Linked DNA regions of Homo sapiens: region 1 is linked to region 2. A link is a loop called in an ENCODE intact Hi-C map of the cell type or tissue named here. Cell type or tissue: heart left ventricle. All regions are shown on one strand.

Region 1 (8,000 bases), 330 kb after region 2:
TTTCCAAACATCCTCCATGGGATATTTATCATCCTGTCTGAAGAACCACTGGGCTAGATAATGAGAGCTTCTGAATGCCAGGATGAAATGCCAGGATGCTGTCAGGTTTTTTGTGTGAAATAGTTCTGTTTTTATTTTCCTATTTCATTTATGTAAGTGTACGTAAAACTTTACTTTTCTTAATGGTATTTACAACCCATCCACATCTGTATTATCTGTGGCTAAATTCAATTCAGAGTTAATTCAAATTAATTATGATTCCTATGGCATCCGTTACATACTGCCTTAACCTTAGTTTATTGCTGTTTATAATTATCTTTATTTATAGCAGGTTTGGGTGAAACTTAGGGGAACCAAGGGGTTCATCAACATCTGGAACAATTTTTCAAAAATTTCGGATTTTCTAAAACCCAAACATGCTGCCAAGCACCTCTTCCCACCCTCTTTCTCTAAACTTTGAAAACACATATATTTTAGAGAACAGTGATTCCATGTGTTTTTAATTCATTTTAGTTTGTATCATCAAAATGTTTTTAAAAAGTGATTTGGCATCCAGGAAGCCCATTGAGCCTTTAAAATAAATAAACTTTTAACAACTTAAAAATACCATACAAATATATTGAAACAGCAAAAGGATAAAGTTTTCATGGAGACTGATTGAGATTGAAATTTGGCAAAATTATTTTTCCACATTGATTTATAGTGTTTCATCCAACTTCCAATCCAATCTGGAGAGAATGAATTGAGTTAGTTAATCTTAGAAAAAAAAAACTACCATATCAAATTCTCTTCACCAAGACATACATCATTAGGGAGAAAATATTTAAAAATCAACTTGAATCATGGTTTGTTAATTTTTAATATTGGGGATTTTTACTATATATCTGGTGATAATGATGTAAGAAACTTTTAGGATAAAATGGAAAATGTGAGAAGTAACAAGGATAATGTAATTTGAGAAGGAAAATAAATTTAGTTATGAGTTACTTATGATTGTGACAGAAGTCAGTGATTCCTATGATTTGAGAGAAGACTAAAGTTTAGCCTCTCTCTGTCTCTTTCTCACACACACACATGCACATACACACACACACACACATGCACAGAAAGAGAGAGAGAGAACTATGTAAATATCCTGGTCCATTTATTAAAGTAAATTCCACTACAGCAACTAGACTGAGGCAAAAGAGTTAAGTGATATAGAATAGATAACAGTCCTATTTAAGCCTGTCTATTTGAAGTAACTGATGAAAATTTTCAAGAGGATTACAGAGATGACTTTTGAGCATTTGAAAGTAAGAACTCTGGAGTTACTCTAAAGAATAGAGATAAACATTATTTAACAAAGTTGTGAAAAATGTCAAATATTATTGGTATGGTAATGGAAATTTAAATGAAATACCATTTTTTACTTCACATTAGAAAAGATGTTTATCTGAAGAATATCTTATGATCTCCCACATTATTCAAGGTCTCCAACAGGAACATTCATATGCTGCTGATAAAAATGTAAAATAAATTTGAAGATGCATATTGAGTCTAAAAATGTTAATGCAGTAGTCCTTCCTTATCCAAGGTTTTAATTTCTGTGGTTTCAGTTACCCTTGGTCAACCACAATCTGAAAATATTAAATGGAAAATTCCAGAAATAAACAATTCATAAGTTTTAAATTGTAAGCCATTCTGAGGAACATGATCAAATTTCTGCCATCCCATTCTGTCCTACCTGGGATGTGAATAATCCCTTTGTCTAGTGTATCCACCCTGTAGACACTACTTGTTAGTTACCTAGTAGCCGTTTTGGTGTCAGATTGACTGTTGTGATATCTCAGTGCTTGTGTTCAAATAACCTTTATTTTACTTAATAATTGCTTCAAAGTGCAAAAGTAGTGATGCTGGCATATTGTTATAATTTTTCTTTTTTTTAATAGTTGTTAATCTTTTACTGTTCCTAATTTTTATATGAAACTTTATCATATGTATGTTCGTATAGGAAAAAACAGTATATATGGGGTTCTGTACTATATCTGGTTTCAACCATCCACTTATCTCCAGTGGATAAGAGGGGGACTACTGTAATCTTTAACCCAGTAATTCTACTCTTGAGAATGATTATATGTTGAGCTGAGGCAAAAAAAATGTGAAACAATCTGAGTGTCTAAACATAAGGAAGGGTTAAACATAATGTCCACACAATGGAAAAATAATGTTTATGAAAGGCTTATGATAAATTAGAGATGTTTATGTAAAGTGCAATACAAAATATGATGGCAGTGTTTCAAGTTGCATAGAAGAAATATACAATATGCATAGAAGAAACATATGAAGTATAAAAGGAATAGTGATTTTATTCTATTCATTTCATAGCACTGAGTCAGAACTACTGGCAGAACTCTAGTATTCAATAGTTCCTAGCTTTATTTTAGCAGATAGTAAGTGCTCAGTAAATGAAGGCTATTTTTTATATTAAAGCTCTCAAATTAATTGCATGTAAAGTTATTTTTCTTCTTTAATAAAAAGGAAATTATTGGGGAAAAAGCAAGACTTTTCTCATAGCATTTGAGAATAAAAGTTACGTGGTTACCTAATTTTACAAGCTAAAGTTTCAGAAACATAAAGATATTTGAATAGAAAAATCTTCATACTTTAAATTACAATTTGAATTAGTTTTAATAATTGTGAAAATTAATTTCTTCACTGAAAGGTAAATTCTTACTATTAACATTTTTACTATGTGTAGTTGGCGTATTGAATTTGAGGGGCAAGTTGCGTGCCCTAGTCAAGCCAGACTGGACTACCATGGCCAATAGGAGCAAGAAGTCCAGTATATTCCCCTCCAAGGTCCAATTATTTTTCTTTTATACTCTTATGAGTCCCTATTTTCAGTGGTCTGGAAAGTGGAAGAGAATTCTCTGATTTATTCCTGGTTCAGTATGCCAGCTGTGGCAGAGGGTTCCTGTCTCCAGAGTAGAAGCTGCCTTCCTGGGCTGTGTTGGAAACAAGAAAGGTGGTGCAGAGTCCACTGTGCAGCAGTCATTCTGAGTTCTGAATCAATCCTGCTTGCTTCTGGAAAGGTGGACTCCCCCAGTTTCTAGGCTGCCTCTGATTTTAAAAAGAATTCCCCACAAACTTATCAGTGCCTTCAAGGTCAAAGTTCTATCAATTCCTGAGCCAAAGCATTTCCATGGGGGCAAAGGCTGCCTACAGGAGAGAATCAGGACAAGTTTTGATGTCCATCATCTTTCAGGTGAGTCATGACGATGAGCTGGGCTCCAGTGGAAATAAGCCAGTGAGTAAGGCTGATTAAGCAGCCAAGCTGTATCCTGAGGGAAACATGGGCAATGGAAAGCATCAGATTTCCTGGGTCAAAGCTATCCTGAGCTCAGGCACTGGGCTAACTGTCCCAGATTCAGCCCTTTCAGGGGAAGGAATGTAGATTCTTATTTCAGTCTCAAAGAAACTCTGTGCTTTAGAGAACTGAGTCTCCAGTGTTTCAACCCTGTCAGCATTCTGCACTACTATTAGGTTGAACTATATGAAATTGTTATTTTTGTAAGTCACCAATGGTTGGATGTTGGCAGTTTCATAAGGTTCATTCTAATAGTTCCTGGGACACAAATGACTCGAAGTAGGTCAAGACAGGTTCAGCACTTGTACTGTGCATGTTAATCTGAGTCCTCCAAGAAGCAGATGCTAAGATGGAACAAAACAGGCAAGGATTTTATTAGGAGGAAATGCCTGCATGTAAAAGAAGTAGGAAGAGAGTTGAGCCAGTCATCAGAATGTGATGCTAGTCTGACCTCAAGTGAAGGAGAGAGGGAGAGAAGGTTGGCTGCAAGCCGCCTAGATTTCTATATCGTCTCAGGAAACTTTAGGGGAGTTCTCTAGCCAAGTCAGCCAAAAAGAAGTCTCACGTCCCCTGGAGACAGGTCATTGGCAGGAAGCAGCCTATGAGAGATGTGGCCATGGCACAAATGCAGGGATAGGTTTCAGGGAGTGGTGGCTGGGGCCTCAGTCAAACACACTTTTTGTGGTTGGAAGCCCACCAGGTGTATTCTCATGCCTACCACACCCTGAGACTCAGAAGCACAGATGATGCCCTGATTCAGTCCAGGACTTGCTCTCTCCCTTCACTCTCTACCCTTGTTTTACCTGTATTTTAGGAGTCTTGTTGTTCATCGTTGCCTCATGAGGCCATCTAAATCTACCCTGACTTTTATGGAGAGGAAGTTGGTGACAGGTAATAGGACTGTGGTCCTTTCTATTATAGAAAATCATTGGCTCCTCACGCAAATCGACCCACCCCTTATTGGTGCTGTCTGTATCAGAGGAGTGAATGCTTTGACCAGTAAAACAAAAATCTCTAATTTTTTTATCTCCAAGCACAAGGTTCAGCATGACAAAAACCTGCAAAACTAATAGAGGCTCTTAAAATATGCTTTGGATGACCTTTCCAATGCCTGTGTAGAGCATCTAGCTGCTTTTTGTCCCTGTTGAAGGAGAAATTGCATCTGCTAGGGCTCCCAGCTGCATAGCTAACAGCTTATTAAAAGAAAACTCAAACAATAACAAAGTTAACACTTACCAAATGTGCAAGTAAAACCTTATATTATCAAATACCCTCTCTAAATATCATTTAGTTTTTATATAGTCAAAATGTGATATTTGAAAGTGAAATCTACATAGATCTATATCTTATAGATGTGCTAATGTGTTAGAAATACAACAGAATACACATTATGATGAAGTTTTTACTAGGAAAATTAAAATGGAAATTGAATAATTAGGTAAACCAAATTGAACACTATTTTCAGTCTAGCTTAGTTTCTTTGCTAATAGAAAGTGTGTATATTGGGAAAAAGAAGTTAACCAAGCTTTTTGGATAATTTTTCATTATGTGTCTACTTCCCTAGTATGAACCTAGTATTCTTTCGGGAGAATATTTTAACCAAGATCTTAAAAGGTACACATAAATTAAGCTTATGTGCAAAACAAAGACAGAAAAACTGTGGAAATAAATATTTAAAGGAAGAACTTGACTTCTTCTGTTTGAAAAGGAGATTAAAACTATCCACACAAAGCATCCGGGAGATCTGGCAAACATGCCCTGGCACTTTCCCTACACAAAAGACAGAGTCTTACACAATTCTTCCATTCACTCATGGGCTCATTTCTGTTGGCCACCCATGCTCCCCGAAGACAGCTTATGGAACTGGATTGCATCAGCAAGGCGTGATGGATGAGCAGGGACATCACCAGGGAGGGAGTACTCTGCCTTTGGCTTGGTTTAGTGTCAGATGTGAAGGAAAGAGGAGCAGTAAATTTGGAAACTATGTTGGAAGAAACTAAAATTTATTTTTAATCTCTGTAAGTTCCAAAGAAGGAATAAAACCTGCAAATTTGATAGTGAGATGATTGGGCTAATTTGTAATGTAATTCATCAAAACACAGGAACTGGAGTTCAGCCCTTCAGGCACGGGGAGATGCTTAGGAAAAATTGCATGTTAATTTCCCCATTTGGGATTTCTTATATAGACTTCAAATTCTAATTCTACAAGTGCAACTAGAAAGTCAGAAAAACTACAGTCTTCTGTAAACTTTGCTTTTTGATTCAGCTAGGTTTTCATATGATATTGGAAGAAAACCTCCGTGAATAGGGGGTTAAACAGAAATGAAAAGGATTTAACATATCAGCACATAAATTTAATTAAGGGCTAAAACCCAACAGTATCACAGAAAGCTTAAATGAACAAGCTTCAGAGGGATTTGCCAAATTAATTTTGTCAATGCTACCAATTAATGCTGCATTTAGAGCTGAGAGCTGTGAGGAGAGATTTTTGCAAGGATAATTGTGGGATTTCCTTGACTCTTGTGTCATCTTGCCACCAAGATTGTGCTTGTGTCGATTGGTTTTGTTGAATGCATTTTTGTGGCAATGTCTCCCTGCTTATTTTACAGTAATTCTCAGTAGGCTGTGCAAGGACCATACAATACTTCAGTGATGCTGTACTCTCATTTAGGAAAATAGGATCCTGAACTGCCAATTAAATTTATGCTAACTGAATCAAAGAAGGGCTTTTCATAACTATTTTGGCAATCAACATAAATTGTTGATGAGGTAGTATGTGGAAAGCCCTGTGCTGGTGATAATGGTGGATACAAAATTGCATCATTTATAGATCCTGTCCTTATTGACTTACAGTTCGTATGTAGGATAAGACATACCCAAATGACTAGAATAGAAAGTATAAAATGAAAAGTATTGCAAAAGAATTGTGGATGGTTTGAGAAAGTCAGAGGGGATGAGAGGTTACTTGCACATGTGATGGAAATAAAGCTCTCTTCAGAGATGAGGAAAGAAATTCAAGAGAGCAGAAGGTGTGAACAAATTGTGATGTTAAAAATGTCAGAGTATAGATTGCAATGAGCAAGTCATTCAATTGGGCTGGAGTAGAGGAGTCATTAAGAAGAGTAGGCAGAAAAAAAGTTGGAAAAATAGGATATTGGCCATGTCATAGGAGCTTGAGAACGGTAGAGAAAAGGGGGTTGGCTCTATAATAGATAGTGAAGAGCTAATGAATGTTTTTGAGCAGGCAAGTAGTTTATTCAGAATTGTGAGCAGGAAGAATATACTGTAAAGTGGTTTAGGACTGGAGGATATTCTGAGGGAGAGAGACTTATAGGAGGCCTTTCTAATATCATAGTTGAAGGGTGATAAGGACTAAACGACAGAGGAAGGGTTAACAGAGATAAGAATTATTTAGAAATATATTGCAGAATTGAAATGTATAGAATTTAGCTAAAACTTGGGGATGGAGGATAAGAGAAAAAAGTGAGAGGCTTGATGTAGTTTGGATATGTGTCCCTACTCAAATCTCATGTTGAATTGTAATCCCCAGTAATGGAGGCAGGGCCTGGTGGGAGGTGATCAGATTACGGAGATGGATTTCTCATGAATGGTTTAGCTCCCATCCTCTTGGTGCTGCCCTCTTGATAGGGACTTCTTGGGAGATCTGGCTGTTTAAAACTACATGGCACATTGCTGTCTCTCTCTTGCGCCTGCTTTCACAATGTGAAGCACCTGCTGCCACTTTGCCTCCTGACATGAGTAAAAGCTCCCTGAGGCCTCCCCAGAAGCAGCTGCCACCATGCTTTCTGTACAGCCTGCAGAATCATGAGCCAATTAAATTTCTTTTCTTATAAATTACTCAGTCTCAGGCATTTCTTTATAGCAATGTGAGAATGGATTAATACAGAGGTGATACCAGAATTTTAAATCTTGATGCCCTGGAAGATGGCCACACTATTAGTAAAACTGGAGAAGTCAAGAGGAGGAGCTGGATGAAGGGAGAAGGGGGAAAATATACTGAGTGTGAAGGGCAGATGGGATATGTGGACAGCTTCAGGAAGCAACTGGAAATACACAGCTGAAATATAAAAGAGAGAACTTGGCCTGGATTTCAGGTTTGGAGGCCATGTCTCTAGAAGTGTCAACTGAAGACAGGGGATTGAATAGATTGTTCAAAGGAATAAGGTAGTTGAGAAAGAGAAGTGAAAATGTTAAGGGCAAAAACTTGGATCATATACATTTCAGGAGTGAAAGAAAGGAAAAAGAGAAATCATCAGAGTTCTGGGAGGAGACCCAGAGAACAATGTCTCATTGGAAGCCAAGGGAAAAGAAGACAAAGAGAAGGTAATCAACAGGAGAGAAAGAATGAGAGAATGAGGGAAAAGACTATTGAATCTTGGTGTTCATTCATTTAGGCTTCAAGTCCTCTGGATTTTTCATTCGAAAGATTTCCTTTTTGGTCTGAATTATTCTTTTTGCAAATTAGCTTTGCCCTAACCTAGACAGCTTGCTCTCAAATTTGTTCTAAGAGACACAGTTGTGTTAATACTGTATAAAGCCTCATTTTCAACTTCCTCAGTAATAAATAATAACTATATGTTAATGTTTCTTATGGGCAAGCAATGCACTAAGTTCTTTATATGCATTTTCT
Region 2 (8,000 bases):
ATGTCAGGAAATGTGAGAGAGGAATCTAGGATGACTGCTGGAATGGCTTGGATAAATGTTGCATGAAGGGATTGTTGTTTGGGAGGTTATAGGAAGAATGAAGTGTTTTCCATGTATATCCGTGATTAAACATCTCTCTAATATGCTTTTGTTGAGTTAAAAGGCAGACATGAGTTTGGATTCTGAATTTCATCATGCACTGGTGCTGTAATATTGAGTCATGCCAGTCACTTGAATGCGTACCTCCCTCTCCAGGCATCAGTTTTCTCAACTATAAAGTGAGGATAACCATGTCCTAAAGGAGAATTGTAATGATTAGAGATAAGGCAGAGTGCCTGACACATATTGGGCCTTTAATAAATGGGGCCTGTTATCTCTACAGTTAAATTTTCTTTTAACACTACTACCACCACCGCCGCCACCAGGGGTTTGGTGACGTACATGTTGTAGTGTTTCATGTAGAAGGAAATAGGGTGCCAGGAATTAAAAGGTGGAGCAGAATCAAGATGAACTTGGGAGAAATATGAGAAAAGAATAAACTTTGATTTGTCTTCTTTAGAAATATAGAGCCTACGTTTTCCAAAATGTTCATGCAGCATTCATCCAAGCCATTCCAGCAGTCATCCTAGATTCCTCTCTCACATTTCCAGACCTTTTAACTTTGTTAGGTTAATATATCTCTAATGTGTCTCCTTCTTTCCATCCTCACATCCTGCCATCCAGCCATATTTGTGCCGTATTTTGGAGTAAAGTTCTGGACCTGGGTGGGAATGCTGCAAGGCATTATTCCTAACCTGATAGGATACACATGCACATGGGCAGCCTCTACATACTTACATGTCTGGTTTTCATTTTAGGACCCCAAATCAAATTTGATCCAACAGTGGTTGTCACAACAAAGTGATCTTGGAGTCATTTCCAAAACTTTTCAGCTATCTTCCCATCCAATACTTGGTGACTGGTCTATTCAAGTTCAAGTGAATGTGAGTATAAATATATTTTTTGGGGGGAATGTTAAAGTGATTTAATTAGGTCAGGTGGGGGAAAATCTCCAAAGTCATTTATACAATGAAGAGAAAAAAATTAATGTGAACATTTAGACAATTTAAACGGTTTATTTTTAATTTATGATGTTTATCAAGGGTTTATTTAGCTTTCATTCTAACATATTAGAATTTTCATAACTGTTGTCTTTTTCTATGATATGATGTTTAAAGGTTAAAACATTTTGACATTTTAGTACACAATGTTTACTTATTTGTTTCATGCATTATTTTAAAACTAAGTAATGAACACATAGCTATTATTTGGCAAATTTTATGCCTTAGAATAATGACTCCTAATGAGTGATTAGATTAACCTACTTTTATCTTTGTTTTAAGAAACAGTGACTTAAATAGCTACACCGACTGCTATTCCCCAATCCTTTTTCCCTAGCTTCTACACCTATTGCCTTTACTTGCTGCCAACTTGTATAGCTCTGAAATCTAAATGGAGGGCATTAAATGGCATATAAATCTAAATGGGGGGCATTCATTGGAATGAATGAGACATAAACACAATGGGATGGAAACAATTTTAAAAAGCAATGAGACTTAACTGTTTTATGTGATATAAATTGGTCATTTAGTATATAACATGTAAACCTTTATATTTTTCTATATTTATGTGACATATAAACATATAAGATATAATCAACTTTTTCTGTATCTAAAGGGGAAGATATGTAATATGAAATGCATGAAATTGTAGCTTATTCTAAGCATTGTTGCTGAGCCTTGAGTAGGTGGGACTCGTGTGTGAATTGACCTGTATGAATGAGAACAGTGCTGGAGGCACAATGGACTCTCAATATTTGCTTCATGGCCACCCTGCATCTTTATGGGTGTTTGTATGATGTGTTTACCAATATTATTCTTTTTAAGGTAGCAGAAGCTCTACCGAATGAATGTATGATGTGGTTTTAAAGAACATTTGAGGCAATATTATGAAAGGGGCTCATACTGTTAGAGAACAATGTAATGCATAACCATTAAAGTCATGGACAATTTTCAGTGAGGTCTTTGCTTATTTCCTTACTTATAACAGTGTAATAATAACCACTGTTATAAATGGCAGCCTAGAGCAGGATGTGATGAGTTCTAGGGGAAGTGGAATTCTTTATATCTGAGCTTGTAGAGAAAGTGGAAAGAGTAGGCATTTGTGAAACTTAGAAAATAGGGAAAAATTTGTGTGGGAGTAGGGAAAATGGAAGAGAACGTTATGTGTCTGGGGATTTGGGAGAAGTTGATGTTACTGGAGCATGTGGAGAATGATGGCGGTGTAGATTAGGAAGCACGTTGTGAGTTTAAAGTAGTTTGAATATTATTTTCAGTTCCCACTTAAATTCTTAAGAATCACTTTTTTTGGTCCATCCATCCATCGATCCTTCTATCCACCCACCCACCCACCAACCCAGTATGTGTTAAGGACTTTATGGCTGTGATGAATACAAAGAAGGTAAACATATGACCTCCATTTTCAAAGGTCATTGTCATGGTGACATGAACAATATGATAAAAATTAAATGACATAAGGGGGACAGACAAACACAGGGCAGTGCAATAGCAGAGGAATTGTAAGGTGTTCAGTCCAGCTTGGTGATAAAGAGGGTTTATTGTTAGCACAAGCACTGATGTTTTGGGGCCAGCTGCTCCTTCTGTCTCCCATGGTCTGCTCTGTTCTCCTTTCACTCTTCTGCCAACCTTTGAGGTGTTCTTCAGTTCTTCTGATTCCATTAGCTTAGCTAAATAACCATCATGCCCAGAATCTTTAAAGCAAGCCTCTGCACAGGTGGCTGGCAGCCTGTGGGTGGGCCGCCCTGGGTCAAGGTGTCCATTTTTGGTCCATTCAGATGCCACCTATGCACAATGACCAGCAAGAGCAGTTTTAGCTGGATAACAGGCGCTGAGGGATTAATTTGTTCATTGAATGGTGGACAGAATAAGTACCAGAAGAGAGGGGGATAGAATAGCAGAGGGAGACTTTGCAGAAGATGTGAGATTATACTTTGAAAGATTTATAGGATTTATCATGTTGTGGTTTGTGGACTTGGCTTGTCATATTGCTTTTATAGAAAACAAATGCTCTTAAGGAAATTTAGGTGCTTAAAAAATGAAAAGCATTTGCAGGATCTGGCCCTTGCCCAACTTTTCAGTCTTGTAAAGTGCCGCCCTTCCTCTTGAACTCTATGCTTTAGACATCTTATGTCCCTTAAGTTTCTTAAACTCACCGATCTGTCTCATTCTAGAGCCTTTCATCATGCTGTTCCCTCTGCTGAGAATGTTTTTTCTTCCTTATTCTCGCTACTTGCTTTTAACCTGCAGCCATTCTCTAAAGTGGCCTGGCTGTTCCAGACATTCCCATAGTACTGTGTGCTTCCCTTAATTCATTCATCTCACTTTTAATTAGTGGTCCATGATAGACAGTAGCCTTTGTAAAGCTGGTGACCTTCTGGTCTTGCTCACCTCTCTATTCCTGGGACCAAGTTCAGTGCTTTTGCATGTAAGTAGAAAGCAGTATTTTCTTAAAACGAATGTGTGAAAACTATATAGCAATAATTTGTCTTGAACCAAATGCAATTTTCCCTTTTGTATATTCTATAAAGCATCTTTATCTTTTTGAAGACAAGTATACTGATCAGGTACTTGTCATTTGAGGTATGTTAATTTGAGGCATTCAGCTAAGAAAAAATAAGCCCCTTAAAAAAAAGAGCCCTTTTAGAACCACCAGGGGTCAGTATAACCAAGGAAATGTTATGAGAAGCAACTGTGGCCTTGGTCTCTGGCTTTTGTTTTTCTTTGACTACTGCGCAGCATTAAAGGACTGTATATTTCTTGTTATTAAACCCCTTTTCTTTTAGTAGTGAATAATAACATAGAGGAAATGTATTTATTATTTAAATAGCCCACCATTAGAGACTATATTTTTACTTTTCGGTGGCAGTCACCATTCTCAATATAAAACTCAGGGAAGGAAAATATTTATTTTCAAGAAAGTATTGGCTGGGCGTGGTGGCTCACACCTGTAATCCCAGCACTTTGGGAAGCCGAGGCGGGCGGATCACGAGGTCAGGAGACCGAGACCATCTTGGCTAATACAGTGAAACCCCGTCTCTACTAAAAATACGAAAAATTAGCTGGGTGTGGTGGCGGGCGCCTGTAGTCCCAGCTACTCGGGAGGCTGAGGCAGGAGAATGGCGTGAACCTGGGAGGCGGAGCTTGCAGTGAGCCAAGATCATGCCACCGCTCTCCAGCCTGGGCGACAGAGTGATACTCTGGCTAAAAAAAAAGGAAGTATTTTTTAAATTTTTTAATTTGTAAGAGACAGGGTTGTCGTCTGTCACTCAGGCTAGAGTGAAGTGGCACAATCATAGTTCACTGCAGCCTCGAACTCCTGGGCTCAAGTGATCCTCCTGCCTCAGCCTCCTGAGTAGCAGGGACTACAGGTATGTGCCACTACGCCTGCCTAGTTAAAAAATTTTTTTTTCCTTTTCATAGAGACAGGGTCTTGTTATGTTGCCCAGGCTGATCTTGAGCTCCTGGACTCAAGCAATCCTTCTGCCTTGGCCTCACAAAGTGCTGGGATTACATGTGTGAGCCATCATACACAGCCTTTGGGAGAGTTTTGAAATTCCATTTTGTCTGTAGAAAAAATATGGAATGATATGAGTATTCCCACTGATGGACAATCTCTTTAAGAATTACCGGAGTTATCAGAGCTTTGATTTGTAATGACTATACAGGTAATCAGAAAGTGGTATTCTTCAGTTACCCTTTGTCCTAGGTCAGGAAAAGGATCCTTTAAGTAAAACATACTTGACGGCTCCTTGGCATTTCTCCACTTGTATTAATAACATGTTTGTTTGTAGAGTAAGAGTGAATAAGTCCTTTATGATACCGTGTTAACCTTTCTGGATTAATCTAAATTGTTTGCCCTTCAAGTATTGTATTGCTTTTCACCTTCAAGGTTTTTTATGATAGTAATGGTGAGTAATTATTTTGGTCTAGTATGATTTCTAGTTTTCTTTTCTTTCTTTCTTTTTTTTTTTTTTCGAGACAGAGTCTCGCTCTTTTGCCCAGGCCGTGGTGTGATCTCGGCTCACTGAAACCTCCACATCCCAGGTTCAAGCGATTCTCCTGCCTCAGCCTCCTGAGTAGCTGGGATTACAGGCATGCACCACCATGCCCAGCTAATTTTTGTATTTTTAGTAGAGACGGTTTCATCATGTTGGCCAGGGTGGTCTTGAACTCCAGACCTCAAGTGATGCACCCTACTCGGCCTCCCAAAGTGCTGGGATTACAGGCATGAGCCACTGTGCCTGGCCAAGAAAGGAAACAAATGTTTTGGGGGATTAGTTAAGTGATTTGCCCAATGTCCCACAACTTACCAAACTAGGATTAGAACTCAGGCCTTTTGACACCAAATCCAAGGTTCTCTCTACCCTGCCACCTTGGTTTTCCATCTTATGTTTTATCTCTGTCATTGTTCAGCATATGATGGTGGGACATCATAAGTTCTCAATATATACATAGACTTTTTTTTTTTTTACAATGCTAGTTTAATCAAATTGCAAAGAAACTCTTGATGATTATAATGTTTAAGACCTCTTAAAATCAGTAAAGTTTAGTAAGAGCCCTGGCTCTTTTTGTGCTACTTATACGTGTGCTTAATTGACACACATATTCTAGTGTGAATAGTTCTTTGCTACTTTGGGGATTGTACTTCTTCTCTTGAGAATGTGACCAAGTCTTCTACTTCTGCCATACTTTGATTGCCCTGCTCTTTTTCATCATTTCTTTGTCTAGAGCACCAAGCCCTCCTCTCAGAGGGCAGAGGTATATTTTAGCTGTAACATCTTTTCATAGAAGTGTGTTTTATAGGGCCGTTATACTTTAGGTACATTATAAGTTGAGTGTGGGAATATGTTCTGATTTAATAATTGACTTGAAAATACACCTTAGGAAGATAATGTGTTTTAAAAGTTAGACATTCCTTTATTTTCATTTCTTTGCAATATAGTTCTCTAGGTACCTTATCTCTAGGTATGTTATCTCTTGATTGGTGTTGACAGTTTTCTCAAATAATTGCACATGGTTTTTTTGTTTTGTTTTGTTTTGTTTTTTGAGAAAGAGTCTCACTCTGTTGACCAGTCTGGAGTGCAGTGTGCAATCTCAGCTCATTGCAACCTCCACCTCCCAGGTTGAAGTGATTTTCCTGCCTCAGCCTCCTGAGTAGCTGGGATTACAGGTGTGCACCATCATGTTCAGCTAATTTTTGTATTTTTAGTAGAGATGGGGTTTCACCATGTTGGTCAGGCTGGGCTCGAACTCCTGACCTCAGGTGATTCACTTGCCTTGGGTTTCCAAAGTGCTAGGATTACAGGCATGAGCCACTGTGCCTGGCCTGCAAATGGTTTTTCCCTCCATTTTTTATTTTCTGTAGTAAAATACACATAACGTAAAATTTGCCATTGTAACCATTTTTAAGTGTACAGTTCAGTGGTATTAAGTACATTAATATTGTTGTGCATTCATCACCACCATCCATCTCTGTAACTCTTTTCATCTTGCAAAACTGAAAATCTACACCTATTAAACAATAACTCTCCATTCCCTCCCACCCCCCAGCCCCTGGCAGCCACTGTACATTCTATCTCTGTGGTGTTGATTAGTCTTATATCAGCAGAATCATACAGGATCTCTTTTTGAGACTGGCTTTTTTCTCTTAGCATAATGTTATTATGGCTCACCCATGTTGTAGCATATATCAGAATTTTCTCTCTTTTAAAGGCTGAATAATATTCCATTGTGTGAATATACCACATTTGGTTGCGAATGTTTTTGCATCTATGATTTAAAAATTATATTCGAGGTTATTAGAAGGTGATTTTAGGGGTTCTTTAAAAGAAAGGCTAATGTTGGTGTCTGAGAACCAGGCTTCTGGGAGCCAGGAGGCATCTGGCCAGAGCAGTGCAGCCTGCAGCCCAGAGCTCCAGGTCTTTGCGTGACCCACGCACTGGTGCTCATGTTCCTCCAAGAGCCCGAAAGAAGAGCCTGAGTCACTGAGAGATTCCTGGTCATTTGATGACGGCAGCCCTGTGCTGTCTTTCCTCATTGTCAGATGGAAGTCTCTTCTTCTTTCTAGAGTGGCTTAGGCATTTGAGTTTACCATAATGGCCACCTGAGGCTGCAGCTGGTTCTGAAACATCAGTGTGCCACAGAATCAATGGACTGGGAGCTTGTTTAAAGATGCATAGTCCAGGTCCCACCCCCAGATCACAATTTACTAATTTTGGCATGGGAGCTAGGAGTTTGAATTTTAAATAAGCACTCAAGGAAATTCTACTAGTTTTTTGAACCACATTTTGAGAAGTGCTCATAAATGCCCGCAGCTAGGCATCTTTAGAATCCATCTTTTCCATTGAGAGGCAGTGTTGGGCAGTGTTGGGCAGTCAACAAGGTATGGAACTGGGGACAGGCCATCTGATTTATTCTTTGAATTCCTCAGCAGTGCTACTTTCTGCTATTTACTTTACCTTTTTAGGTAATCAGCTCAGTAGAGCTCCCCAGCACCTTAGACATACTAAGTCAGAATTTCTGGGACAATGTATATCCTTTACAACAGCTTCTCTGATGCTTCAGATGCACAGCCAGCTTGGGAACCACTGAACTTGATAATCATCTTTTCTATCTGTCACTAACTACAATTTCGTAACCGTTGTCTCAATCTTAAGCCATTGTTAGAGGTGGGGAACAAGAAATAGCAAGCAGAAAACTCAACAGGGTTAAGGCTTGAAGTCACTCTTCTGGAGCCCTGTATAATGAAACGGGTTATCAAATTATTATGTAACTCAGAAGCAATCTGCATTGAGTTATTTCTTTGCATCTAACAGTTATATCTAGTTTCTCTTGAGTTACTTGTTTTTTCTAGATTAGGTGAGGGTTGCCAACACCTTACTG

Evidence for each region. A loop is a pair of places that touch in the nucleus more often than their neighbours do. Peaks named below come from ENCODE experiments on the same cell type or tissue, not always from the same donor. Only the 100,000 strongest peaks of a DNase experiment are listed, where the experiment ranks them.
Region 1: a loop joins it to region 2, with 3 times the contacts of the local background. A loop is called at or near these places in 5 of 110 quality-filtered maps.

What each region holds. Positions count from the first base shown.
Region 1 is chr6:74,070,329-74,078,328 of GRCh38, forward strand. All of the region lies in intron 1 of LOC101928516 (a long non-coding RNA gene), which reads left to right. Among named protein-coding and RNA genes, the nearest start is that of CD109, 380 kb to the left of the region's middle. In heart left ventricle, no CTCF peak of the experiment used is centred here; no DNase peak of the experiment used is centred here; H3K27ac peaks cover 2,199 bases.
Region 2 is chr6:73,735,526-73,743,525 of GRCh38, forward strand. CD109 (CD109 molecule) reads left to right here. Exons shown (of 33, transcript NM_133493.5): 5 at 858-983. Among named protein-coding and RNA genes, the nearest start is that of CD109, 43 kb to the left of the region's middle. In heart left ventricle, a CTCF peak has its summit at 3,778 (motif pointing right); no DNase peak of the experiment used is centred here.